7 separate regions of the Homo sapiens genome follow, and all the other regions are linked to region 5. A link is a loop called in an ENCODE intact Hi-C map of the cell type or tissue named here. Cell type or tissue: PC-3. All regions are shown on one strand.

Region 1 (4,000 bases), 640 kb after region 5:
TGATAAATATCCTAAAAGAAGGGAAAGGCTGTACAGGTGAGGGGGCACTTCCCTGTCCTACAGGAAACACTCATTTTTGACGCTGTGGACTTTCTATGTAGTTGGATGAGCAAGACAGACCCTTCTGGGGTTTAACTCAGCTTATAAAACGCTGACCGTAAATGAGTCAGGTTCTTCCGTATCGTGCATTAGCTCACACTGCATTTCTCTGCTGTGGGCTCAGAGAGGGTAGATGACTTGCCCCAAACCACACAGCTACCTCTTGTCCTAACCAGGCCCAGAATCCGGGTCTTTAGAGTCCTCATGGAATGTGCTTCCTGCTCTGTGATTTTACCTCATTAACCCTTTTGTTCTCTTTGCTCCCAGCTGGGAGCAGTCTTGGGGCTATCGGTCAAAGAAAATCTGGATAGGAGGGAAAGTATAGGAAAGAAGATCATGACAATTGTCTCCTGAGTGTCCACTACGTGCCCAGCACCCACGCTGAGCTCTCTGTTACCTTCATGACAGCTTCTGGAGGCTGGAAATGGAAGCGCTAAGAGCTTCAGTCATTTGCCAAGGGTCACAGAAGAAGTAAAGGGAGAGGTAGGATGGAAACCCAGGCAGTGAGACGGGCAGAAGGAAGGCACCGGGCACCTCTCAGGGCTGAGCCTCCCGGGCCCTCTCCCCTAGCTGGGTCTGTTTTCCCTCAATATCCCGCCTGTCCTAAAAATAATATTCTTTTTGGTGAGCTTCGTTTAGTCATAGTTCTCAGGGTTTGAGGTAAGAGAACAAACACTGGGGAAGGAATTGGGAAGTTCAAGTTCCAGAAAAGCATGAAAAGAACGATCAGGTGCACGACATGGCTAATGTCCCATGCTGTGATGAAGGCAAGGTACTACAGGAAGGGTCCAAGACCCCAGCTCCAGTCCCGGCTCTGCTGCTTCCCAATGTGAGAACCTGGGGAATGGAGACGCCTCACTTAGCCTCAGTTTCTACATCCATACAAGGGGCTGATTTAGAAAATATCCTGTGCAGCCAGGCGCGGTGGCTTACGCCTATAATCCCAACACTTTGGGAGGCCGAGGCAGGTGGACCACTTGAGGTCAGGAGTTCGAGACCAGCCTGACCAACATGGAGAAAACCCATCTCTACTAAATATCTAAATATACAAAATTATCCAGGTATGGTGGCACATACCTATAATCCCAGCTACTTGGGAGGCTGAGGCAGGAGAATCTCTTGAACCCAGGAAGTGGAGGTTGCAGTGAACCGAGATCGCACCACTGCACTCCAGCCTGGGCGACAGAGTGAAACTCTGTCTCAAAAAAAAAAAAAAAAAGAAAGAAAGAAAGAAAAGAAAAGAAAATTTCCTGTGCAAGATCGTATCTTAGACTTTAATTACCAACTAACCTGCCCCATCCCAGGCACTCCCCTCCTCCTGTCATCTAACAGGAAACTAGAATGGTAAGTCACATGCACACTCTGTGAATAAAATATCTCGTCTTGGGCTAACATAGTTTTGAGAAGGAGAAAAACCCCAGGACAAAGATGGAAGCAGAAAATGGAAACTCCAGAAGTCTTAGGAATGGCCAGGGCCCCACTGCAGACCCCACGATGAAGCAGAAATGGGCCTCCAGCGGCCAGACTTCCGGAAGCAAGGTCCCGTTGGTGATTTCCTTATGACGAACCAGGCCTGTGAGCCAAATGCAAGCGACAGAATTGGGTTTACAAGGAAACAGGCACGCAGGGGTGGGAGTCCCCAGTGGGCCTGAATGTTGCCTGGCATCTAACCTGTCCTCCTGCCATGGCCCTGCTGAAAGGACAGGCCCCAGGATGCAGCAGAGAGCCACTTTTGAGTGGAGGCCGGTGGCAGGCACACGTTTCCAGGAGCTCCAGGCCAATGAGTTTGGTTGTTCACACCTCCCTTGGTCCACTGAGGACCAGGTCCTCACGCGCCCTCTGCTGGCCCCTCCAGATTCAACTCCTAGTATTTTTTTTTGGGTCGCCACTGGTAGAGTGCAAAATGCTAATACGACAGTGTGATGGCGCTGACGGTCACTCTGCTGGGTGGTCACTCACTCACTTGGCCACACGGCAGACAGACCGGCGTGCTGATCACTCAACTAGAATTTAATCAGCAGCCATGCACGCTGGACACTGCTCGGCCTTGAGCACCAGGGAGCCCAGTGGAGTCAGGGGAGTCATCGGTACAGTAAAGGCAAACGCTACACAAGATGTCTTCCAAAATCAGGGCTGGAGGGCCAGGCACAGTGGCTCACACCTGTAATCCTAGCACTTCGGAGACTGAGACAGACAGATCACCTGAGGTCAGGAGTTCAAAACCAGCCTGGCCAACATGGTGAAACCCTCTATCTACAAAAATATAAAAATTAGCCAGGCGTGGTGGTACGTGCCTGTAATCCCAGCTACTAGGGAGGATGAGGCACAAGAATTGCTTGAATCCAGGAAGCAGAGGTTGCAGTTAACCAAGATCATGCCACTGCACTCCAGCCTGGGCGACACAGCGAGACCCCGTCTCAAAAAAAAAAAAAAAAAAAAAATCACAGTTGGAGGGGCAGAAACAGTGCCTGTGGCCCATTGCAGATAAGGCACTCCTGGTGTCCTCTGCTGCTCCTCCCACCCTTTCCCCCTGTGATCTCCCTGCACTGCTGAGGGATAACTGGCATTGCCCTGGAGTGCCCTTCCCTGCGGGCAGCCCGCCCTACCTTGATGCCAGCATTCCTCAGGGTCTCCAGCGTGGGCCGCACATCTGCCTGCAGCTGGTCCTCCACGCCCGTCAGGCACAGCAGTTCCATCTCCATCTCCAGGCTCTCGATCACCGTGGCCACTTTGAGGGAGCGGTCGTGCACACTCAGCTTGGCCTGGACGTAGCGGGCCTGGGACACACCAGCAGATGCAGTCACTGCTTAGGGTGAGGAGAGGCCAGGCTGACTGGCCAGTGCCAAGAGTGGAAGGGCCACACCCGATCCCCACCACACGGGGTGGGGGACCCCAGCAGGTGAGCTGGACCCCACAGGGGTGACATAGGCTTCCAGCTTCCTCACAAGTCCTCCATGTAGACACTGCACAGACCTGAGTCCCACCCTACACTCCACACTCACCTGCTGGGAGACTTCCAGCAAGTCACTTAACCTCTCTGAGCCGTGGCCACGAAATGGCAATAACAGCACCAACCTCATTGGGTTGTCTCAGGGACGGGCACAACCAAGATCTCAAAAAAACAGTAAGTTCTCCCATACACAACATGCACTTTGTAAGCCAAACTGTGGGTCACCAGGTTTTCTAAAGACCAAGTCGAGCTTCTGAAGACCATCAACCCAAACTGCCGCTTCTTCTCTTTATCATGTTAGCAAAAACCTGGAGGAAAACCAGTCATCTAATGGGCCCGCTTGAAGCACATGCTTTTAAAATTAAAAGGCAGGTAGCATTGATCGGGGCTAAAATGCTTGTTAAATAATGGCTTACAAAGAACTCAAATATATTAAAGAGAGATCCAGGCAGTTTCCCCGCATGGAGCAGGGCAGGGCCCCACGAAGCGTGTCCCGCCTCCCTCCCTTGCATTCCTGCACGCTGGATTTAGGCCAGGCACCAGAGACACGGCAGTAAACAAGACGAGGACCCTCCCCTCAGGGAACACACAATCTATGGGATGGGATGACAATAAGCAAGTCAATAATCTGGTTCAACCCCAACATTTTTACAGCTTAAAGAAATTAGGGAGGCCGGGTGTGGTGGTTCATGCCTGTAATCCCAGCACTCTAGAAGACCGAGGCAGGCAGATCACCTGAGGTCAGGAGTTTGAGACCAGCCTGGCCAACATGGCAAAACCGTGTCTCTACTAAAAATACAAAAATTAGCCAGGCATGGTGGCACATGCCTGTAATCCCAGCTACTTGGGGGCTTGAGGGAGGAGAATCGCTTGAATCCAGGAGGCAGAGGTTGCAGTGAGCAGAGATCGTGCCATTGGCACTACAGTCTGGGCAACAAGAGTAAAGCTCTG
Region 2 (4,000 bases), 370 kb after region 5:
TTAAGTTTCCTTTAAAGGACGTTTATGTAAGTGAAAAGAAATAAGTCATAGTAAAGCTGATACCCGGATGTAGACTAAACTCTGAAGGCAGCCTGGATGACTTTCATTTGGCAAGCTCCGTAGGCAAGGCTGGGTCCCCAACACAGCCCTGTAGATCCTGTGGGGAGTACCACCAAATTTTTAAAGTGGATTTGTAAGGAGGAGAAACTGAGGCAGCAGTTGAAGTGGCTTTGCCAGGGCCACTCATTAAAGAGTCTCCGGCCAGCAGGGGATAGATGGAGAAAGAACTCATCAGAGGCCTGTAGACTGCGCTGGGGAGAGGGGATCGTGCGTCTTTGGGACCTGGCTGTCTCTGTCCCACCCCAGTGCCTTTGGGCTCTCCCTAGTTCCTTCCCTCTGCTGCCTTTCTGGGGCAGCCTTTAGGAGAACAGCTCTGACCTGTCCTTTGTATCTTAGCAGGAATGAGTTTGATTTGAGAAGCGGATTCCTTCTCCCCGGGAAAGGCACAAAGTTTTCTTTCCAAGTGCAGGTTGAAACTAACTCCTGGTGAAGAAGCTCACGGCACCATCCAGCATGTACGTGAGGAGTTTTGTGTTCGGAATGTTTTTAACCCTCTAAAATTATCCCACAAGCTCCCAGACAATCCAGCAATGCAACAGTGTCCCTCCCCCACAGCCCAGGATGAATGACAGTGTGGGGAAGTGCACGTTGGATTCTATGCCCTGCTCTGCCACTGGCTGGCTATGTGACCTAGGGCAAATGACTGGATATCTCTGAGCCTCCATTTCCTTGGTGCAAAAGTGCAGCAATAAAGCTAGCCTTTCAAGTGTGAGATGAAGCTGCCACAGCCAACACAAGGGCCCTTCCATGAATGTCAGGCTTCCTTGCAGCCTGTCCCCCCATAGCATCTCAACAGGCACCCTAGCACTCATCTTGAAAAATAAGGCAAGACTTCATCTCCCTACCCACCCTGGAAAATGATGGGAGATCAGTGCTGTGGAGGAATAGCTCAGGCCCCCAAGTAAAAAAAGAAAAAAAAAATTGGGTGGGGCCTAAGGAAATGGCCAGTTCCAGAGATGCGTGCATAAGATGTATATTACAGGAGTGCCGTCATCTCTTGGTATCCGAGGCAGATTGGTTCCAGGACTCCCATGGATACCAAATCTGAAGATGCTCAATTTCCTGATATAAAATTTACATATAACCTATGCACATCCTCCTGAATAGTTTAAATCATCTCTAGATTACTTATAATACCTAATATAATGTAAATGCTATGTACATAGTTATACTGTATTGTTTTTTATTTGTATTATTTTTTATTTCTGTTTTTTTTTTCTATTTTCAAATGTTAGTTGAAACCAACCAAATATTGGTTGGTTGAATCTGTGGTTGTAGAACCTGTGGATACGAAGGGCCAACTGTATTTACAATGGCAAACATTTAGAAGCAATCTAGATGTTAAATCTTATGGGATTTGCTAAGTAAGTCATAGCACTGCCTTAAAGTGGAGCTGGCTTTATGTTGATTGTACACTTGTGTTTACTGTGACTGTTGGTTGACTGGTCAGCATTCACTCCCTCTTCCTCCTTCCTCAGGACACTCAGTTTTCTTTGGATTTCTGCCCCTTTCTGAGGCAGCCATGAGACTCAAGAGAAGCTGACCCCATCCTTTGCTCTGAGGGTAGGCTCTAGCTAGTCTAAGCAACGAGTCAGCACACTTTTTTTTTTTCTTTTTGAGATGGGTGTCTCACTTTGTCGTCCAGGCTGGAGTGATGCAATCTCAGCTCACTGCAACTTCTGCCTCCTGAGTTCAAGTGATCCTTCCACCTCAGCCTCCTGAGGACCACAGGCATGAGCCACCACGCTGGGCTAATTTTTTGTATTTTTGGTATAGATGGGGTTTTTCCCTGTTGCCCAGGCTGGTCTCCAACTCCTGAGCTCAAGCAATCCACCCACCTCGGCCTCCCAAAGTGCTCAGATTACAGGCATGAGCCACCGCACCCAGCCAGCACGCTTCTTATATAAAAGGCCAGATAGTAAATATTTTAGGCTTTGCAGGCCATGCAGTATCTCTCACAATGAATCATCTGCTGTTGAGGCAGACAAGCAGCCATTGGTTATATACAAAAATGATTCCAATAAAACTTACAAAACCAGGCCATGGGCCACATTTGGCCAGCAGGCAGGAGTTTGCCCACTCCATTATAAGCCATTCATGATAGCCCAATCCCCCATCAATAATTGCTTCAGAAACTCAGTCTGAAGCCCACGGGCAGCAGGCACAGCCCTGGGGAGAGTTATTGGTCCCGCAGATGAAGAAGAATAACAGGGAGGCAATGATAGGTCAGAAAAGGCTCCTAGAGTTGGTGACATTTGAGCTGGGGCCTGCAGCTGAAGAGGCAGTTACAGGAAGAGCTTGTGGATGACGATCCCAGGCATGGGGAACTGCAGATACAAAGACGGAATCAGGAGCCAGATGCAGTGGCTCCCACCTATAATCCCAGCACTTTGGGAGAGAGGCTGGTGGATCACCTGAGGTCAGGAGTTTGAGACAAGCCTGGCCAACACGTTGAAGCCCCATCTCTACTAAAAATACAAAAATTACATGGGTGTGGTGGTGCACCCCTATAATTCCAGCTACTTGGGAGGCTGAGGCAGGAGAATTGCCTGAACCTGGGAGCTGGAGTTTGCAGTGAGCTGAGATCACGCCACTGCACTCCAGCCTGGGCGACAGAATGAGACTATGTCTCAAAAACAAAACAAAACAAAACAAAACAAAACCAGAGATGGAATCAGGAAAAGCCTGGTGCCTAGGGCGGGGTGAACAAGAGGTGGGGACGGAGGGTGGCATGGATGGGAGGGGGATCACCAGGGCCTGTTCCCCCAGTAAGGAGCGTTTGAAGAAGCCACTGGAGAATTCAATCAAGGATTTTGAGAAGTGATCTTGTGACAGAGGCCTCAAGAACCATCGCGAAAGTTACACAGCCGATGTTTTTCTTTTTTTCTTTACTTTTTTTTTTTTTTTTTTTGAGACAGAGTCTCACTCTGTAGTCTAGGCTGGAGTGCAGTGGCAGGATCTTGGCTCACCACAACCTCTGCCTCCCTGGTTCAAGCCATTCTCATGCCTCGGCCTCCTGAGTAGCTGGGATTACAGGCACCCACCACCACCACGCCTGGCTAATTTTTTGTATTTTTTTGTAGAGATGGGGTTTTGCCATATTGGCCAGGCTGGTTTCGAACTTCCGGGCTCAAGTGATTTACCTGCCTCGGCCTCCCAGAGTGCTGGGATTACAGGCATGAGCCACTGCACCCATCCGAGAGCCAATGTTAATGGTAGTCACGGCTCGGTGGTAACTGTCACTTTTATGCGTCCTAATTTTTCTATAATATACATACATTATTTGAGTAAGAAAAATAAACATGTTTGTAGCGGGATCAGATTTACGCGTGTGCAACTTGTGCGACTGCACAGGGCCTCGTGCTCAGAAGGACTTTGAACTTAGTTTCATACACTGCTTTTGCTATCCTAAAATTCTTAATGATTTTATCTTTGAACTTAGGTTTTATGAGTGGAGTCTGACAGGACAAGGGAGTGTGTGCCTGAGCAGAGAACACAGGCACAGGACACTGTTTTTTTGTGCGTTTTTTTGTTTTTGTTTTTGTTTTTAATTTTTCTTTTGAGACAGAGTCTCGCTCTGTCTCTAGGCTGGAGGGCAGTGGCTTGATCTCGGCTCACTGCAATCTCCGCCTCCCGGCTTCAAGCAATTCTCCTACCTCAGCCTCTCAAGTAGCTGGGACTACAGGCACACACCACCCCGCCCAGATAATTTTTGTATTTTTAGTAGAGACAGGGCTTCGCCATGTTGGGCAGGATGGTCTCGATCTCTTGACCTCGTGATTCGCCCACCTCAGCCTCCCAAAGTGCTGGGATTACAGGCATGAGCCATCAAGCCCAGCCCAGGACACTGTTTTCACTGTGCCCCACGATTTCAGAGTTC
Region 3 (4,000 bases), 1.0 Mb after region 5:
TGTATTTTCACAGGAAACTTTATATATTACTATTATGAATGGAGAACTTGGTATTCATTATTAAACAGCAGGTAATGGCACAAATTAATTTCCAGAAAAGAAAAAAAATTCTAGGCCAGATATGGTGGCTCATGCCTGTAATCCCAGCCCTTTTCTGGGAGGCTGAGGTGGGAGGACCGTGTGAGCCCAGGAGTTCAAGACCAGCCTGGGCAACAGAGTGAGATCCCATCTCTACAACAATGACAAGTTAGCCAGCCATGGTGGCACACATCTGTAGTCCCAGTTGCTTGGGAGACGAGATGAGAGAATCCCTTGACCTCAGGAGTTGGAGGTTGCAGTGAGCTGAGACTCCGTCTCAAAATAATAATAAATAAATAAATAAAATAAAATTCTAGGGAAGCAGTCTAATCTGCTAAAGGCTGTGCAGCTGGGGCTTGCTGTCTGTTCAACAAGGGAAATTAGTTAAGTGTGGAGAGGTGATAAAGATCTATTAGCACCAAACAGAGACTTTCTCCTTAATGTAATCCGAAAGATTGAAGATGAACCCCTGTAGATTTATTGTGTTTTTTTTTTTTTGAGACGGAGTCTTGCTCTGTTGCCCAGGCTGGAGTGCAGTGGTGCGATCTTGGCTCACTACAAGCTCAGCCTCCCGGGTTCACGCCATTCTCCTGCCTCAGCCTCCTGAGTAGCTGGGACTACAGGCGCCCACCAGCGTGCCCGTCTAATTTTTTGTATTTTTAGTAGAGACGGGGTTTCACCATGTTAGCCAGGATGGTCTTGATCTCCTGACCTTGTGATCCACCTGCCTCGGCCTCCCAAAGTGCTGGGATTACAGGTGTGAGCCACTGCGCCCAGCCTATTTATTGTTATTTTATTTATTTTTATTTTTTTGAGACAAGGTCTTGCTCTCCTGCCTCAGCCTCCCAAGAAACTGGGATTACAGGTGCGCACCACCATGCCCGGCTAATTTTTGTATTTTAATAGAGATGAGGTTTCACCATTTGCTGAGACTGGTCTCAAACTCCTGGACTCAACCGATCCTCCTACCTCAGCCTCCCAAAGTGCTGGGATTACAGGCATGAGCAACCACACCAGGCCTTATAGCATTATTTAATGCCACATCCATGCACCATCTAAATTATCTAGCTTATGGACAATAATAATCTTCAGACCACACCTTGCAGCCATTCCTCACTTTGGGGAAACTGGCACTGCCAGAGTTTCTCAAAGCATTTTCCATAGTGATTTGATAGGCATTAAACTGATCTCCTAATCCAAGACTTTTTTCAATCCTTATGCACTGAATGAAGAACAGTTTCACTTTTTTAGGACCAAAGATTGTTTACCAATAACTTACCTAATATTAAAATATGGTTTTAATGCCCATTTGCTTTAGGGCAAATAGGAGGGTTATAAAACCTCACTGGATGGATCCAAGAGGAGAAAAAAAAAGATTGGCTTTAAGGGAAAAACAAGAATGCCTAATTAGCTTTTTGTTTTGTTTGGGTGACATCACATGTATCATTAGGCTTAGAAAGTTCATTTGCCACCTTATTTGTATGAGTTTTTGAGTTCCTTCCATATCTATTTTCCTGTATTGGGGCTTTTTTTTTTTTTTTTTTTTTTTTTTGAGACGGAGTCTCACTCTGTGGCCCAGGTTGGAGTGCAGTGGCATGATCTCGGCTCACTGCAACCTCTGCCTTCAGGTTCAAGCGATTCTCCTGCCTCAGCCTCCCAAGTAGCTGGGACTACAGGTGCGTGCCACTATGCCCAGCTAATTTTTGTATTTTTTAGTAGAGACAGGTTTCACCATATTGGACAGTCTGGTCTTGAACTCCTGAACTCGTGATCTGCCCGCCTCGGCCTCCCAAAGTGCTGGGATTACAGGTGTAGGCCACCGCGCCCGGCCGCGTTGGGGCTTTTAGAATTGAATTTACTGTCTGTGAGAGTTCTCTTCTATTTCAATTTTAGGGCTAAAGAATGTGGTTTTTTTTCCCTCCAGGCAAATGAGATTAAATAAATATTTAAATTTTGTGTGAAGTTTATTTAACATTTTCCACTCTTTGCTATTGCTTAAGTGCAAAGTTTTGTCTTTTTTTAAACATTATAATTGCTACTTAGAATTCTAAGCTGTAATTTTGCTGTTATGTAAATTACACAACTTCAGTAGTAAAACCAAGCAAATAGTATTTATTCCTTCCTCTGCCTTGGAAACTGATTCCTTCTGAAAATAATTGCAGAAACTAATGAAAGCAAGATCCAGTTCCTGCCTAGATTTGGCTGGTCTGATTTTAAGCCACTCCCCACAGGAAATAACAGATAAAATGATGCAATACTAGCTAGCATTCCTGGCTGTTTCTGACAATCCAGGAGCTATGTGACTAATATATCAAGTGAAAAAAATATTTCCTTGATTAAAGTCATAATAACATATTATGTGTAATAACACAGGGAGTATAGATGACTCAGATTCCAGGAATAATAGAAATTGGTGGCTCAGCAACTTAAAGCAGCTAGAAAGGATTGTTATGCCACATGGGGGTTGGAGAAGGGCTTGCCAATTGCACACTGAAGTTAAACAAAAGCCTAACTTAATTTTTATTCCTGGTTAAAAAAAAGTCTATTATGTACATCCAGCCAAAAAACCAGTGCCTTAAACAAGATAAATGCGTATTTTCTCTCAATTAAACACTACATAGGTAGTCTAAGGCTTCAATGACTCTCCTTGGTCCCAAGCTGCTTCTTTTTTAATTTTTTTGAGATGGAGTCTCGCTCTGTCGCCCAGGCTGGAGGGCAGTGGCGCGATCTCGGCTCCCTGCAAGCTCCGCCTCCCGGGTTCACGCCATTCTCCTGCCTCAGCTTCTGGAGTAGCTGGGACGACAGGCGCCCACCATAACGCCCGGCTAATTTTTTGTACTTTTTAGTAGAGACGGGGTTTCGCCATGTTAGGCAGGATGTCTCAATCTCCTGACCTCGTGATCCGCCCGCCTCAGCCTCCCAAAGTGCTGGGATTATAGGCGTGAGCCACTGCGCCCAGCTCCAAGCTGCTTCTTTCTTGGTTCTCTGCTTTGCAGAGTCAAATGACCTCATTGCCGAAGATGGCGGCATCCAAGTTCCAGGCAGCAAGATGGAGAAAAGAACAAAGAGAAAGCAAAGATACCCACCCGAGGCTTGACACTTCCATTTATATCCCATTGGCCAGAACAAAGTCACGTGACCGTACCTAAGCTACAAGGGAGGCTTGGAAAGGTAGCGTTTCTTTCTGAAAAAATTCAGCCCTGCTGAGAATTCAATTCCATGGAAGAAAGAGACAGGATCTTGACAACTAGAACTTTCATTAAAAAAAAAACAGGCCGGGCGCGGTGGCTCACGCCTGTAATCCCAGCACTTTGGGAGGCCGAGGCGGGCGGATCACGAGGTCAGAAGATCGAGACCATCCTGGCTAACACGGTGAAACCCCGTCTCTACTAAAAATACAAAAAAATTAGCCGGGTGTAGTGGCGGGCACCTGTAGTCCCAGCTACTCCAGAGGCTAAGGCAGGAGAATGGCGTGAACCCGCGAGGCAGAGCTTGCAGTGAGCCAAGATCGCGCCACTGCACTCCAGCCTGGGCGACAGAGCAAGACTCTGTCTCAAAAAAAAAAAATAATAATAAAAAAAACAGGCCAGGCGTGGTGGCCCACTCCTGTAATCCCAGCACTTTGGGCGGCCGAGGCGGGTGTATCACCTGAGGTCAGGAGTTCGAGACCAGCCTGGCCAACATAGTGAAACCCTGTCTCTACTAAAAATAAAAAAAAAATTAGCTGGGCGTGGTGGCGCGCAACTGTAGTCCTAGCTACTCCGGAAGCTGAGGTAGGAGAATCTCTTGAACCCGGGAGGTGGAGGTTGCAGTGAGCTGAGATCACACCACTGCACTCCAGCCTGGGTGACAGAGTGAGACTCTGTCTCAAAAAAACAAACAAACAAAAAACCAAAAACAAAAAACCTTTTTCTTTTTCTTA
Region 4 (4,000 bases), 610 kb after region 5:
ACGTGCCTGTAATCCCAGCTACTCGGGAGGTTGAAGCAGGAGAATTGCTTGAACCTGGGAGGCAGAGGTTGCAGTGACCCAAGATCGTGCCACTGCACTCCAGCCTGGGTGACAATGCAAGACTCTGTCTCAAAAAAAAAAAAAAAAAAAAGAATCCATTTACTTGGGGATCTTGGAGAATAGAATTGGCCAATCATTAAAAACTTTTTTTTTTACATTAAATCCACTAATGGAATAGAAAGCAGAATTTCCTTGAGATTAAAAAAAAAAACCCCACAAGGCATGAGAAAATTGAGGGGGACGGTGTGGCTGGCACCCACATGGATAGGTTGGGGGGCATCACTACCAGCTTCTGCTCTTACAGGGTCCAGAGGTGCACAGCACCCTCCTTCTCATCCTGCAGCCCTCTGCTCCAGTGGGCCCATCTCTGACTCCCAGCACTTTCCCCACCTTTATTCCTACCTGGTTGTCATCCTCTGCCTAACCCTTAGGCTGCTTTATCTTAGGAAGCTTTCTCTCCACCTGATGTTAGTCTTAATCTGTTTATTGTCTTTCACACACATACACACACACACACACAGAGTGTAATCACTATGAGGGCAGACACTACGCTTGTCTGGTTCCCTGCCACGCCTCCAGCCCCAAGAACAGTGCCTAACACATAGGAAGTGCTCAGCAAATATTTGATCAATGAAGGAATAAAAATGTCAGCATATTCTGCACATCTCCTACCCATCCCCCAACACTTTTTCCATTCCTTCTGGACTCTGCAATCTTTCTCAAAGGAAATAAAAAATAGTCCTGGGCTTATCTGGACCTGATCTGATCAAAGAAAAAAAATGTATTTCTTTTAAATCTCTTGAAAACAAACACCACAGGCTTAGAACACCAAGTTCTTAATGTAAGCAAACAGAACCTGCTGGCTGAATTCTAAGAAATGAGCCCTGGCTTGGTATCAAGCATAGGTTGTGGGGCCGATGACTTCACATGTGACTCAGTTACCCCAAATTTCAGGGGGAATCCATTTCAAAATCAAAACGTCAACATGGAAAGTGGAGGGTGGCTTTGTTTGGGCATTCCTGCAAGAAGGCAGGCTTTCTGAAAAGATGCTATGTTATAGATAACTCATCCACAAAAGGGGGGCAGGAGGGATGGGGAGAAACCCCAGGATTGGGTGTATTTCTCGGCTAAGGCTTTGGATGCAAACTGATCCGGGAATGCGTGATCCTCCAAAAATCCACCAGCCCCCAAAGTGCTTGAGTTACCCCTCCGACCACAGCCACATGGAAAATGAAATTAAATCCCACGGAAAGATTTGACTTTTTTAACATTATGCAATGTTTGGGTGAAAAAAGGGGGGTGGGGAGAGGGAGATCAGAAAAAAATTCATCTTTTTCCCAGAGTTTAGCAGAGCTATTTCTAGCTTTTAATGATACATTTCACCATCACTTCATGGGTAGTTTTGAGAGGCGCGAAGGCGGGACCGGTTCTGTTATGTAACCCATTTAAAGTAGGAAATTAGCAAGTCCTGAATGAATTCTGTCACTGTGCTCCCACTTCTGGAAAATTTGGAGCGACTACAGTTCTATTTTGAGGTGAGCAAATCCATCATTTATAGACCTCCTCACAAATACCACAGGGCTTCATGTCACCCTGAAAAGTTTCATAACAAAAACACTAAAAGTACTTGGGGTGTTGGTACATTTCGTCTCAAAACCTTATTAGACTGAACAGTGAATTGGCAAAGCTTCCTACTTGCCAATTATTCAAAAATGCAAATATCCAAGAGCAAATAAATATTCATCTCTCACCCTCCCTGCCTTTTTTTTTTCCTTTTTTTTTTTTTTAACTAAGTCCAGCAAAATATTCTGGTCAACAACATGAAAAGAAATGTCTGTTTTTCACGGAGCCTCTGGCCATGAAATAAATTCTGAAGCTATGAAAGCACAGTCTTGAAACTCAGGGCAGTTGGGCACGTGGGGTCCGGCTGGTTGTGGAAAACAGGAAACAGCAATGTCTTTCAGTCCTCAAGTTCCCCCTAGCGGCTCCGGCGGAGGAGTGTCCGCACATGGACGGAAGTTCACTGCAGGCAAATGCAGAGGCTTAAGGTCGTGCAGGGATAGCACACGTTTAAGGGAAAGCATGGTCGGTCCCTACCTTTGAAACCACATACCTTCCTTTTGCTGCTGTCATGAGATAACACAACTAAGTTACAATTATCTTTCTAATCTATATACTGAGGATGGCCCTTTCCATTGAGAACCAAAAAGAGGGAACCAGCAGCTCACACTGCAGACAGCCACTAATTACACCATTTGGTATAGTATTTGGTATAGTAGGCGGAGGCATAACTTGCTTCCTGAGACACACGAGCTTATACCTCCGGGCCCTTTTACAAATACAGACAGACAAATGGTACAGCTGACACGTGCCAATTAAATTAGGGTTTCTCTGGCTGGGCGTATGGGCTCATGCCTGTAATCCCAGCACTTTGGGAGGCTGAGGCAGGCAGATCACCTGAGGCCTGGAGTTCGAGACCAGCCTGGCCAACATGGTGAAACCCCGTCTCTACTAAAGATACAAAACTTAACCGGGCGTGGTGGCAGGCCCAGCTACTCAGAAGGCTGAGGCAGGAGAATCGCCTGAACCTGGGAGGCGGAGGTTGCAGTGAGCCAAGATTGCACCACTGCATTGCAGCCTAGATAACAGGGCAAGACTCCACCTCGAAAAAAAATAATTAGGGTTTCTCAATGTTGGCACTTTTGACACTTTGGGCTCTGTTGTGGGGGCCACCCTGTGAATCACAGGGTGTTCGGCAGCATCTCTTGCTTGTAGCACTCCTCTTCCCCGAGTTGTAACAACTGAAAAGGTCTTCATACCGCCACGTGTCCCCCAAGGGACAAAAATCACCCAATTGATTTCAACTACTTCCTACACAAAAGCTTTTTTTGTTTTGTTTTGTTTTGAGACGGAGTCTTGCTCTGTTGCCCAGGCAGGAGTGCAGTGGCACAATCACGACTCACTGCAGCCTCGACCTCCGAGGCTCAGGTGATTGTTCCGCCTCAGCTTCCCAAGTCGCTGGGACCACAGGCTTGAGCCAGTACACCCAGCTCGTTTTCTTGTATTTTTTGTACATGAGTTTCACCACGTTACCCAGGCTGGTCTCAAACTCTGGGCTCAAGCAATCCTCCTGCCTTGGTCTCCCAAAGCTGGGATTACAGACATGAGCCACTGCGCCGGGCCTTAAAAATTTTTTCTGCCTAAAACTTAACTGACTGTTCCTATATGTTCCATCCCTCGATAAAAAAAAAAAAAAAAGATTCCAGTCATCGAGGACCGTGTATAGAAATACAATATGAAGCTTATGGTTTTCATCTTATTTTCCATTTATATCTATCACCTTTTGAAATTCTGACACGTCTGGGATGGACAATAGTACAAAATAATAAATAACATGCATTGATTTGGGGTTTTTTTTGCCAAAATCAAAATAATTTTCTGAACTGGAAAGAGTTTTCTTTACATTTCATGTACCATGAAATAAAGAAAAAATAGGAGCGTTATAATAAAAAGTCCTCATTTTGATACCAGAATTCATGTTTCTGTACAAATTAAAATAATCCCCCAAGGCAGAACGTACACAAGCTTTATTGGGCAACAGCAACGAGCCACGCTGGCAAACAATGAAAGTAGAGTCGCTCAGAAACACGAAAGATCATATGTGTGTCATCACAGCATCGAGAATTTAAATCATCTGGAAGTTCCTGCTAAATTAAAGCATACTGTGCCAGAGCTCCCCTCTAATCAAAAAACGCTGTCCTGGTGAAAATTTGCAATGAGGATTACAGAGAGAGAGATCAACCAATGAGGAAATCACAGACTCTTACATGAGTTTACAGTTAACCCCACTGCAACAAAATAATAAATTAGCCATAATTTGTTTTTTTTGCAAATACCATGCCCCCCACCTGACCCCACAAACACAACAGTCACTGACATG
Region 5 (4,000 bases):
GGCCTCGGCCTCCCAAAGTGCTAGGATTACAGGCACGAGCCACTGTGCCAGGTCAACTTAAATAATTTAAAATTAAGACATGCCAATTACAATCGCATCTCCTCTTGGGCTTCCCCGCTTTGTTTCTCTCCATGGCTCCGTCACCATCTGACGTAGTACATGCTTTCCTTGTTTATTTGTGGAATGATTGATTGAATCACTCTGGCAACCATCTTATAGTCTGAATAAGGTTTGGAATATTCGATGACTCTTTAAAAAAAACCCCTGTGTGATGTGTCTGAGTTTTTGAGTATGCCTAGAAGCACATCTAGAATAGGCCCCTCCTTTGTCTCCAGCTCTCGGAGGCAGTAAAAATTCATTTGCCAATTTAGTGGCTAAAGGAATGAGTAACCCGTTCCTCTTCCCTGTGAGTGAAACGTTCCACTTATATTGTGTCTACACATTCTTTGCAAATGTCAGTTGGAATGAATGAATCATGGGCTGAGGGATTGCACCATATGCAGCTGACCCGATGACTGAATCTCGCCTGTATGATGTCACCAGAGTCAGTGATGTGGGAGGGTTCGTAGGCCAGTGGTGACCCCCTCAAATGGGAAAAGTTACTTCATTGGGAGGTGACCTACCCTACTCAGAGGCCATGCTGAACTTGGGCTGTGTGGCACAGGTCAAGGGTGTAACCTTCGGAGACACTTCTGTCTGTCCTTAAGTCACTTCACTTCTCTGAGTTCCCTTGTGTGCAAAGTGAGGCTAGTGTTCATCTCTTCAACACACATTTGTGGAACAATGTGGGCTGGAGATGTGGAGTGAGCCGGGCAGGTGTGACACCTGTTTCCTTGGAGCTCACAGCTGGTGGGAGAAATAGACGAGACTTCGGGAAAGACAGACAACAATTGCACTGTTGGGACCGGCTTGAAGGAAATGAGAAAGGACAGTGGCACAGGGAGGTGGGGACTGGCACCAACAGGACCCTCGAGGGAGACGGGACCTGGCGCAGACATGCGGGTGGGAGTGAGCCCTCTGGGGTCTGGGTGGAGGCAGCCCAGGCAGGTGGAGGCACCGGCAAAGGCAAATGCTCCGAAGTGGGACAGAGCTCTGTGCGTTTGAGGAAGAGGCAGGGCCAGTGTGGCTGGAGTCCGGAAAGGAGAGAGAGGGGACAGGCTAAAGTCAGGGTTAGAGGACGCAGGGCCAGGCCACTGTGAGAAGTGTGGGCTGTGTTCTGCGGACTTCCTGAGGACTGGGCGGCGCGGTGTGTGAAGCCCAGGGGTCCAGCCAAGGACACTCCTTCCTTCCGTTGGGACTGGGCCAGCAGGGCTCAACAGGACACCCCTGCCAGAGCAGGAGGGCCTCCTCGGTGGGCCCTGTGGCTTCCTCAATCCTGCAGACGTTCCTGGGAGAAAACCAGCTTGTGGCAGGGCTGTGCAGGGCTGGGAAACCGGAGAGGGATTTCAGGGTGGGCACAGTGCGGGGCTGGCCAAGTTTGGGTCGCCTTCCAGCTTTGAGCACTTCCTTAACTATTGAACAGTGGCAGCGAGGTGGGTGGGCTCACCGGTGAGCTCCTTCAGCACGGCAGGGATGCATTTCTCAGGTCGGGCCATGTGGAGCATCCCATCTTCCCATGGGACCAACTCTTCTCCTAAGTCAGTCCCCGGAGGGAAGTGAGTGACAGCGCTGACCTCAGCAGTTTCAGAATGGGGGGATTGGCAGGACAGCTACTGTCCATTACCAGGAGGGGGCGCCAGATCACTTTAAAACATTTGTCATTCTGTACACTTGTGCTTTAAAAAGGCACATTCTTTAAAACCATTTTTTTGTTGTTAAACAACTTTAGTCTGTTTTGTTTTATAGCATAATGGCTATGAAGTCTTAGATTTTCTGTACTGGTTTAGTTTTTCCCTTAATGGACATTAAAATAAATACATCCCAACCACCGCAACCATAGCAATTGTTGTGAACTGCGAGCCAGTTCTAACAGCTGCATAAATATTAACTCATTTAATTCACAAGATCAGCTTATGAGGTGAGTACTATTATTATCCCTGCTTTACAGATGAAGAAACTGAGGCAGAGGTTACTGGGCTTGGCCTCGGTCCCTGCTGTGGCAGGTGTCAGAGGTGGGATTGGAACCCAGGCTCTAGAATCAGGGTTCAGCTCTGTTGCCTCTCTAAGGATTGAGGAGCAGAGGGGCTTGTGGTTCCCAGGTGTGTGCAGCCAGCCTTTTCTAAGCTCAGCTGTATGCACCTGGCATCTCTTAGATGCTGTCATGTCTAGAGCCTGGAGCTGGGGCTGGGATTGGGGCAAGGGGCCAGGGATTCTTAGATAAGTAAGACCTGGTAGCCCTCTCTCTGCCGAGGGGCACCGGGTCTGGGGGAAGAAGGTGGATCTCTATCCAGCAGTGTACAGACAGCAGGGAGGTGGGAATTGGAACCAGTCCTTGCTCAGGGCTCTGAATGTGCCAGCAACTTTCAGACAGAGACCCCCCCACCCATCCCCACCCCAGTGTTGCCCCAGCCAGTGACCAGGATGAGCAAGAGCCCCACCCTGACTGTAACCATGGAGCCCCACCCAGCCCCGGAGGCGTCAGCTGCATCATTGCCGCTGCCCTGACAACTGTAAATACTGTCTTTAGTCACATGGGCACTCTGCCTTCAGACAGAAAGAACAACCTTCTTGTCAAATACTGAGGCAAATTTATCTTGGACCCGGGCCACAGTGTTGTGAGGTGGAATGAAAGCTGTCACTTTGTTCCCAGCTCAAATTGTGCTCAGAGCTAAACACCCCTCCTCTCTGGCCTCAGTTTTCCCATCTGTAAAATGAAGGGCTTGAATTGGAAGACCTGTAACTTCTCTCCCAGCTTTGATATTATTATTTTTTGAGTTATCCTCACAAGGGATTCACTTCTCTTTTTCTCAGAGAGGAACCTGAATTATTGATGCTTTCTCGAAATTTGGCTGCCTCAGGCTTGGAGATTTCAGATGCCCCCATCCATCAAAAGTAGACAGGATTATACATTCATGAGGATAGATACTATCAAAGCAACAGAAAATAACAGGTGAGGATGTGGAGGAATTGGAACCCATGTGCATCGCTGGTGGGAATGTAAAATGCGTGGCCGCATAGTGGGTGGGAATGTAAAATGCGTGGCTGCTGTGGAAAACAGCATGGCGGTTCCCCAGCAAATTCAAAGTAAAATTGCCATATGTTCCAGCAAGTCCACTTCTGGGTATATATCAAAATGACTGAAAATAGGATTATGGAGAGATATTTGCACACTCATGTTTACAGAAGTATTATTTGCAGTTTCCAAAAAGTGGAAGCAGCTTTTTGGTATCCATTGACAGATAAATAGATAAACAAAATGTATAATATATGCATAATGGAATATTGTTCAGCCTTAAAAATAAAGGAAATTCTGACACAAGCTACAACATGGATGAACCTGGAGGACATTATGCTAAGTGAAATAATCCAGTCACAGAAGGACAAACACTGAATGATTCCACTTACATAAGGCACCTAGAGTAGTCAAATTCACAGAGATAGAAAGTACAATGGTGGTTGCAGGGATTAGGGAAGTGGGGAGAATTAGCGTTTAATGGATACAGAGTTTCAGTTACACAAGATGAAGAGTCCTGGAGGTGGATGGCACAACAACGTGAGTGTATGAACACTACTGAACTGCACACTTAAAAATGGTTAAGATGGTAAATTTTTTGGTCATTTTTTTAAACCACAGATAAAAACTTTTTTTTTTTTTTTGATGGAGTTTCACTCTTGTTGCCTAGGCTGGGAATGCAGTGGTGCAATCTTGGCTCACTGCAACCTCTGCCTTCCGGGTTCAACTGATTCTCCTGCGTCAGCCTCCCAAGTAGCTGGGATTACAGGCGCCCGCCACCACGCCCAGCTATTTTTTTTTTAATTAAAAAGTAAACTTTAATGTGAAAAATGCAAACTTGAGGAGGGCAGAAAGATCACACACACGGCTGTCAGTTCACACTTGGAG
Region 6 (4,000 bases), 400 kb after region 5:
AGGAAGAGCCAGTCCACGAAACTCGGGGGTCAAAGCGTTTCAAGTTTTAGGAGGAGACAGAGAGAGAGGTGGGGAATGGTGTGGTCTGGGCAAGGAACAGAAAAGAGACCTGGAGGCTGGAGAACTTGGGGCCGAGGAAGATGGCTGAGCCTCTTGCCTGAAATTCGGATCATCCTGAACGCAAAGGGAAGCCGTGGAGGGCTTTAAACAGGGCTGTGATGGGATCTGAGGCTGCTTTAACCTCGATCTGGCTGCTGTGTGGACGGGGAGGTCGGGAGTACACCAGCAAAGGGCTGTTGTGTCATCCAGGTAGGAGATGAGGGTGTTCTGGTGAGCATGAGGCATAGAGGTGGGATGATTTCAGAAGGGACCCAGCAGGACTTGCTGATATGTGGGCAGTGGGGACAGTGAAGGATCCGGGGTTATTCCCAGGGTTTTGACTAAGCGACTGTGTAGATGGTGTTGCCATAAACTGATGAGTAAGATGGGTGTGTGTTGGGAGAAGGGAGGAAGAGGAGATTGGGAATCAGGAAATTTTGGGGCATGTTGAACTCAAAATGCCTCCTGGCTACCAAAGAGAAGAAGGCACATAGTTGGGGAGGTCATACAGGAGTCTGGCACGTGTGTATGTGAAGGTGTAAATACAACCCTCTCCACGGTTGTCCTGTGAATGCTTTTTTCTCATGGTATTAAGGGCAGAGGGTTCTGAATCAAATATCCTCTGACACTTTGCACAGCAGCAGAAACTGTTGGCAACGTGTTTTCAAGGAGTTTTGTCAGTATTTCATAGAAGGATGAAGTGTCCCCATTTCAACAAAAAATTTAGGGATCACTGATGTAAAAAGTATAGCCCCTGGAAATCAGAGTGAATTGTCACTGTACTTCCTGTCTCGAGTCCAGCGCAATGTTTCAGAGCTTGAAGTTTTTCGTAAATCAGGGATTCCTAGAGGGCCTGGGACACGGCAGATATACAGCAGGGGGTTTTGTTTCTTTGATAACTCCTCATCGGGCCATTTACAAAGCTCAACTTCTGAATTTTACCAGGAGGGCAGGGCAAGAGGTGGTTTAGAGTGAGAAGCCCTTTTTGGAGAAAGTTTGGTCTGACCTTGTCCATCTTTGTACCACAAAATGTCATGAGGTTTATAGCAAGTGTGTCCCCTATACCCCATCACAGCTACTGGGGATCCACAGACAAAAGAAATGACTTCACTTTCATTTCTTAAAGGTCCTTGTGGTTCTGTGCCTCTGTCCTCAGCGTTATTTTATACTCAACCTGGTCCTACCAGGAACCCAGTTTCCTCCCAATGTATGAACATGAAGAGGCTGAGTAGGAGTCAGCATTTGTTTTCTCCTGTCAATCTTACCACTTCTTAAATCCCAACTTGGCACGAAACCACTGTTCTGTTTCTGCTCCTTTGTACGAAACTACCCCATGCTGTTGGATACAGCAAGGAACAATGTTCAGATTTGCAAACTCCTGGCAAAGTGACCCCAAGATGCTCCAATACGAACTTCCTTGTTATCTCAGGTTTTGAAAATTGGATAAACTCAAGTTTCTGGCTTTAATGATCTATTTAGAAAAATTTAAATCCCATAGTCAGAGCTCTAAATGTTTTCTTCCAGATATTAGTCAAATGAGGTCTCAAGATGAGCTCAAGGCTCCATGATATGCCTTAGGTGAATCTGAAATCTGTTTGTTAAATGACGGGACAGTGGATCGATAGGTAATATTGATTAAACATGCAGCACCTGTGAGGTGGGGACTAGAGAACTCATTTTATATCTGGGGAAACTGAGGCACAGGCCAAATTTGTGTTTATTAAGTGTGGCTTAAATATAAATGTAGAACACAGACTTGTTTTTTGTTTTTTGTTTTTTCTTTTTTAAAAATGACTGTATAGTTTTAGCCTTGTCCTCTGCTTAAGTGATTTTGACTTTCGATTCAGGAGAAGTGGTGTAAGGTTTTCAGAAAGTGAGTTAAAGCAAAACAGTTGGCCGCAGCGGCAGCAATCATCTTAGTGGGGCACAGTTGCCTCTTAGGTGTAGCCCTGGGCAGATATTTTTTGTGGGGCTCCTGTCTGCATGTGCAATTTGAGCCATTCCTAAATCAGCACCATTCTGGTGATTCAGTCTCACACCATCCCACAAAAATCACAATGAAAATACTGCACCAGCCATCAGGAGCAATCTGCTCACCAGGGTGCTCTTCTGGAAGCTGGCCTGGACCCTGTAGGTGCAGGTTCTAGAGCTCTTTGGGGCATCTGAAGGGGAGAAATGGGAGCCAGCTAGTCCCAGCCACCAGAGGGAGACTAAGGCTATTTCAAGATAGACACTTCCAGCAGCCAGGACCCATGCAGGTCCCTGTCTGAGCTTGGGACCCCTGCCCATTTGGTAGTGCTGGTTACACGCACTGGAATGGGGGGCTAGAAAATTCCCAGGAAGACATTCCAAGTGCAGGGCTATGGTGGGGTGAAGTGGGTCCCTAAAACACAGGGCCGGGGGCAGGTATCCCGTTTCCCTGGGGTTAAAGGGTGGGAGGAGGTTCGAACCATATTAAGACATTAAAAATAGCAGCTACTTCCAAACCTCTTAGGTGCTTTAGCTACAGGAGGGCAAAAGCTGTTTTAAGGAGGAACTTGGCTAGAAGGTTCTAGTACTTATGTTTGTGGGTTTGAAGGTATAAGGTGCATTTTTTTTCTTTAGCCTTGATATTTTGCAAGATGCTCAAATAAAAATGATGGCTTTTGCCTTCCAAGTGGCTGGCTTAGCCCAGTTGACCATGAATGCTTTGGGACCCTTGGAAAGCTGGTCTAAGGTGGGCATCATAAATCTCTTTTATGAATGCTACCTCAAAAGTAGTCTAAAGGCACAGATTACAGCAGAGCTGTGCTGGAGAGAACCAGACAAATTCAGGTTGACCATGTGGCTTTGTCACCTCCGGCAAGTGGCTTCTGAGCCTGAGTCACAAGCACGGTGGGACTGTACCTACCTCCTAGGGCTGAGACGAGGAGTAAATGCACACACTTATGTACACACACAAAATGTTCCTTGCTGAGGGAGCCCGAAATGTAAAGGGAATATTTGAGTAGCCTCTCTGGAAAAGAAAGATACACCAAAGTAGATGTTGCTTCCAACTGTTTTATTGCTAAACTATCATGATACAAGCCGTATAAAAATACTTTACATATAGGAAAAATAAACTACATTAAACTGGAGATTAAAAACATTTGCATAGGAATGTGATGTATTCAAACGCCTTTAACAGTCAGGATTTTCTAAACCTAAGCCTGCCAGCACCACCATGTTGGAGAGACCTGTTTGTTGGAGAATTGGTTTTCTCTCCTCTGAGGGCTGTAGAGGCCAGAGGGGTGAGTGAGGTTCTTTGACAAGATGTCCAGGATGCTAAGCTTGTCCCAACAGCCATAGCCTCGGTCTGCTCAGGCCAATCAGAATGCTGTGAGCACCTGCTCTAATGGAAACAACATCATTTGCATCCATTCCATTCAAAGCTTGAACTCAGCAGGGAGTTTATTCTGGTCAGCCAACAGCTGCATAAAGGTAGAATGTTAATAACCCTTTCACTTCCAGCTCCCAGGACCCTGATGGCTCAGGGAGCAACTCTCTGTTATCAACCACCAGAAAAGTTTGTTTTTAAACAGACTGAGTTAAACAGTGATGTTGGCTGTAAGTCAAGGCACTCACAAAAGCTGAGGGAAATGGATGTTTATGATCACAATTTTATAGGATGCTGCTTTTTCTTAAGCATTTAATTGGAATGCAGGAAAATACTTGCTATGCAATTGGCTGCTTTGGTTCCACGAAACGTAATGCCCTAGCCTCGAGCCTAGGAGACCCAAGGTTAAGATGCGCTGGGTCACCGAGCACCTTGCCTCCGGGAAACAAGTTCGGGAAAGGTTAGCCCAGCTTGTCAAGAACGTCACAACTCCATCCATGCCTCTTGTAAACTTGAAATGAAAACATTCTTTCAATTCTGAGCAAT
Region 7 (4,000 bases), 340 kb after region 5:
ACTCTCTAATTGCCTCCATTTCCCCATCTGGAAATTGGGGATATTAGTGCTTCCATCAAAACAAGAGTCTGTGAGGATTAAGTGAGCTATGATATGAGAAGGAGCTTCCAGCTGACTCCTAGATGCCCTTTCTGAGCAGCAGAGGTAGTCGTGGAAATGCCAGCTCCTCTTGGTCAATTACATTGATAAATGTCATTCCCCAGATTTCCCTTTCAGAGCAGCTCGGTAGGTTGTGAATCCAGGCCAGGCAGAATAGAAGATGGGGCTCACTGATTTGCAGAGAGTGGTCCAGGAAGTGGGAGTAGGTGGAGTAGGTGGGGAGAGGTGGACAGGCACCCTCCATAGCCTCAGAGAGCTGGATGCATGCTCCACCCCTCACATCAAAAGCCGGCCAGTCTCTGGACCTGGGAGGAAGGGTCAGCTATTTGTTACTCTCCTTGACCTTTGTCAGGTAATCCCAAATGTTCACCTGTTTAGGTTAGACATTTTATCTTTCTGAGAAGTACTTCTATTTATCTACTACTCTCTGCTGCAAAATGTAGGCATTTTAAAGGTCAATACATTTGTAAAGCCTGACAGTTTCCCGTGTGTTTAGTGCTGAAATGGTCTGTGGACAGGTATATTAGTTACTGTGGCATAACAAATCATCCACAAACCTCATAGCTTAGAATAACAAACAGTTAAAACTATCTCACAGTATCTGTGGGGCAGGAATCCAGGCACAGCTTAGCTGGGTCCTCTCCTTCAGTGTCTCTTCCAAGGCTGCGATCAAGGTCTTAACCAGGGCTAGGATCTCATCTGAAGGCTCAACTGGTGTCGGCTCCATTTCCAAGTTCACACATGTGGTTGTTGGGAGGATTCTGTCATGTGTGGGCTCTTCGATTCAGGGCCTCAGCTCCTCACTGGCTGTTGGATGGAGAACTCCGTCAGTTCATTGCCACACCGGCTCCCCGCTCGCCACAGGGCAGATTTCAGCATGAGCTGACTATTGACCATGTGAGCCTTCCAACCTGGCAGGCTGCTTCCTCACAGCTGGCGAGGGAGAGGGTCTGCTAGCAAGATGGAAGCCCAACTATTCTGTAATCTAATCACAGATGTGGCATTCCCCCAATATTGAGGTATGCTGTTGGTTTGATGGAAATTACCCAAGGAGAAGGGATTACCTGAGGGCATGAATATAAGAAAGTGAAGATCACAGAGACCATCTCAGAAGCTGCCTGAACCACCAGGGAAGAAGCTATGAGGTGTGAACAAAGACCCAGCGACATTGGATCCAGGTTATCTTCTTTAGGTATCTGCACCTGTCCACGCCTCTCCTTGCAATAAATCTTCTTTGTTTAGGAATGAAATGGTCTTTCTTAGTTAATGCGAACAGGGGACATTTCTTGAGGGTGGTTGTAAAAGAACTCCTGTAACCTGACCAAAGCACGTCTCTCACCAGAAAGACCTAGCTGCTGGGGATGGGGTTGGGGGAGCTGCATCCGTTTGCATGTGGAGCCAGGTTCTCTAGGGAAGGAAGGAACTGAGATATCCATCATTGCTCCCCATGACCTGAAGTTGGGAAAAGCCATCAGAGTGGACTCTGGGGCTCTCACCTAACATCTACTGGAGAAAGACAGGAAACCCACGTGGCTGGGGACGGATCCAGAACAAGAAATCATCAAGAGGGTGGGAGCACCTGGCCAAAGCTTGAGCGCCTTAATGAGGTTCACAGGGGACTGCTTCTAACAGGGCTACTGGCTGAGCTGGAATCTTGTCAGGCCCCAGCAGTCCCAGCGTTGTGTTGGGGAGCAGTGGATCTTGAGCTCAGAGGACAGCCTGTGCTTAACAGTGACCCCTGGTGGCCATGAGACCTGATGGCTTTAGTGTAGGTTTCTGTTGTTTGGAAATAGGACTGATCCTCTTTGGACCATGTAAATCCCAGGATTCTTGGATAATGGGAGTGGTGAGAAAGTGAGGTGCTCAAGAGGAAGTATTAGACTTCCTGCTGCTGAAGGTGTAAGGGGCTCAATTTATTCAAGAAAATGTGAAAGCAATAGGGAGGATGCTTCAGTGGTCCCAAAGGTTATGGAATAAACCAGAAGTCCATAAACTTTTACTAAAGGGCTGCATAATAAATATGTGAGGCTTTGTGGGCCATACATCCCTGTCTCAGCTAATGAACTTGGCTGTTGTAGCATGAAAGCAGTATAGACAATAAGTAAGAGAGTGACCATGGTTGTGTTCCAATACAGCTTTATTTACCAAAACAGCCAGTTGTGGGTCATAGTTTTCTGACCTCCTGGGGTAAACAGTTGAGGCTAGTCTTTCCACCTTTGTAAAAGAGAAGATTTTGTGAATGTTTCTGGTTCTGTGAAATGTTCTTTCTTCCTTTGGATAAATGGAAGTTCACAGACCTCCATTTGTTCATTGCTGTTTCTTTATTTTATTTTATTTTATTATTTTATTTTGAGACAAGATCTCACTCTGTCACCCAGGCTGGTGTGCAGAGGCTTGATCATGGCTCACTGCAACCTTGACCTCCCAGGCTCCAGCGATCCTCCCACCTCAGCCTCCCAAATAGGTGAGACTACAGGCGCACACCACCATGCCTGGCTGATTTTTAAAAGTTTTGTAGAGATAGGGTCTTGCTGTGTTGCCCAGGCTGGTCATGAACTCCCAGGCTCAAGTGATCCTCCCACCTCGGCACTCCCAAAGTGCTGAGATTAGGGGCCTGAGCCACCGTGCCTGACCGCATTTCTTCCTTTGTATAAATGGAGAGGTATTTATGAATTATTGTATTCTCCTTTAGGCCAATGGAAACTCAGTCATGGATTTGCTTCATTGTTTTTTCTTCTTTTGTGAGTTACACTCAGTCATTCTAATGCATATATGTATACACACACGTACAAGCTTAGGAATGTACTATTTGTGGTTGTAAAAATGAAGCTGCTCATCTTCTGCTCTGAGAGTCTGGAAAAGTTTATAAATATCAAATAGTATCTGCTGGCATTGTCCAGCAAGACACATCACTTCCTATCGTGTGGGCGCGTCCCTCCAGTCTAGCCGTGTGCCTACGACACAGAGCTCTAGTTGGCATCAGGATTTTCCACTAGACAGTCCGCGTTCCCCAGCGGCCAGCTCGGAGGCGTTCCCGCCCTCAAAGCCACAGCCAAGTCCAGGGCCTCAGGGACAGGTCTGGGGAAAATCTATCAAGTGATTTGGGAGAACCAAGGCGTCTGGGTCGAAGGCAGGGGGATTCCCTCCCACCCTGGCCTCTCTGCTCCTTTCCAGACAGACCTGCCAGGCATTGCCAAGGTGCTTTTTAAAATCTTCAAACAGAGTTTTAACCATGATGTGTGGCAGACATAGGTATCCCTCACATACTCATAGGTATTTGCTTTAAATATTTGAAAACAATGGAGGAATGAAGACAGGCTTGAGTTATTATATATTAAAGTACACGAAATGAGATTCAGGCTTAAATTGTTGTATCAGGGTTTGACCACAGCAGAATCAACTGGAGGGATTTATCGTAGAGATTTACCTTATGCAACTTGGGGAGCTGGTTCACCAGTCTACATGGGGCTGCTTCTTTGAATTTGACGCTGGATCCTCAAGTCAGCAGGGCAGCCACCAAGAAGGAAGGATGGATGGGAAGTGGGAGGGAGTGACGACAAACTGGAGCCACCAGGACAAGCTGGAACCCGGGATGACAGACTGGAAACCCCCCGTCCATCTCTTGCCACCTCCAAGCAGCCATCTGTGATTACTCACTCAGGTGATCTGCAGGAAAAGGTGGCATTCTTCATCCCGGAACTAAACAGGCCTCTGCCAGGATTCAGAGACACTAAGGAGGATCCACAGGGACTGGAAGCTGCAGGCTTAGCTGCTGCCCACACCAACCAGGCGAGCCCACAGAAGGGTGTCCACGTGGGTGCACTGCAGCCGCGTGCTCCATGCCCACCTTCCAAGCATGGCAGCAGTCTACCTGCCACTTCGCTTCCCCCTCCCGGGTCTC

What was found. Hi-C counts contacts between places; a loop is a spot of excess contacts. Peaks named below come from ENCODE experiments on the same cell type or tissue, not always from the same donor. Only the 100,000 strongest peaks of a DNase experiment are listed, where the experiment ranks them.
Region 1: it touches region 5 in a loop (8-fold over the local background); 33 of 110 quality-filtered maps call a loop at or near these places.
Region 2: a loop joins it to region 5, with 6 times the contacts of the local background. A loop is called at or near these places in 5 of 110 quality-filtered maps.
Region 3: it touches region 5 in a loop (6-fold over the local background); 2 of 110 quality-filtered maps call a loop at or near these places.
Region 4: a loop joins it to region 5, with 6 times the contacts of the local background. A loop is called at or near these places in 57 of 110 quality-filtered maps.
Region 6: it touches region 5 in a loop (3-fold over the local background); 7 of 110 quality-filtered maps call a loop at or near these places.
Region 7: a loop joins it to region 5, with 8 times the contacts of the local background. A loop is called at or near these places in 22 of 110 quality-filtered maps.

Annotation. Positions count from the first base shown.
Region 1 is chr20:51,622,487-51,626,486 of GRCh38, forward strand. It overlaps ATP9A (ATPase phospholipid transporting 9A (putative)), which reads right to left. Exons shown (of 28, transcript NM_006045.3): 18 at 2,706-2,876. Among named protein-coding and RNA genes, the nearest start is that of NFATC2, 82 kb to the left of the region's middle. RefSeq lists an enhancer at 1,784-2,316. In PC-3, CTCF peaks have their summits at 1,949 (motif pointing left) and 2,172; DNase peaks (open chromatin) are centred at 165 and 1,945; H3K27ac peaks cover 1,776 bases.
Region 2 is chr20:51,349,485-51,353,484 of GRCh38, forward strand. The region is part of intron 1 of LOC124904930; the gene reads right to left. Among named protein-coding and RNA genes, the nearest start is that of MIR3194, 100 kb to the right of the region's middle. In PC-3, no CTCF peak of the experiment used is centred here; DNase peaks (open chromatin) are centred at 1,647 and 2,067; H3K4me3 peaks cover 498 bases; H3K27ac peaks cover 3,792 bases.
Region 3 is chr20:51,982,811-51,986,810 of GRCh38, forward strand. No RefSeq gene overlaps it. Among named protein-coding and RNA genes, the nearest start is that of LINC01429, 120 kb to the left of the region's middle. In PC-3, no CTCF peak of the experiment used is centred here; a DNase peak (open chromatin) is centred at 2,391; H3K27ac peaks cover 1,108 bases.
Region 4 is chr20:51,593,146-51,597,145 of GRCh38, forward strand. It overlaps ATP9A (ATPase phospholipid transporting 9A (putative)), which reads right to left. Exons shown (of 28, transcript NM_006045.3): 28 at 3,369-4,000. Among named protein-coding and RNA genes, the nearest start is that of NFATC2, 52 kb to the left of the region's middle. In PC-3, CTCF peaks have their summits at 2,042 (motif pointing left) and 2,241; a DNase peak (open chromatin) is centred at 2,026; H3K27ac peaks cover 333 bases.
Region 5 is chr20:50,979,918-50,983,917 of GRCh38, forward strand. No RefSeq gene overlaps it. Among named protein-coding and RNA genes, the nearest start is that of MOCS3, 23 kb to the left of the region's middle. In PC-3, CTCF peaks have their summits at 1,732 (motif pointing right) and 1,944; DNase peaks (open chromatin) are centred at 324, 1,734 and 2,604; H3K4me3 peaks cover 1,074 bases; H3K27ac peaks cover 3,515 bases.
Region 6 is chr20:51,383,839-51,387,838 of GRCh38, forward strand. NFATC2 (nuclear factor of activated T cells 2) reads right to left here. Exons shown (of 11, transcript NM_012340.5): 11 at 3,125-4,000. The region is part of intron 2 of LOC105372663 (a long non-coding RNA gene); the gene reads left to right. Among named protein-coding and RNA genes, the nearest start is that of MIR3194, 67 kb to the right of the region's middle. In PC-3, CTCF peaks have their summits at 574, 2,304 (motif pointing right) and 2,510; DNase peaks (open chromatin) are centred at 443 and 2,283; H3K4me3 peaks cover 411 bases; H3K27ac peaks cover 2,511 bases.
Region 7 is chr20:51,324,595-51,328,594 of GRCh38, forward strand. No RefSeq gene overlaps it. Among named protein-coding and RNA genes, the nearest start is that of MIR3194, 130 kb to the right of the region's middle. RefSeq lists an enhancer at 3,484-4,000. In PC-3, CTCF peaks have their summits at 1,849 (motif pointing left) and 2,051; a DNase peak (open chromatin) is centred at 2,917; H3K4me3 peaks cover 397 bases; H3K27ac peaks cover 2,322 bases.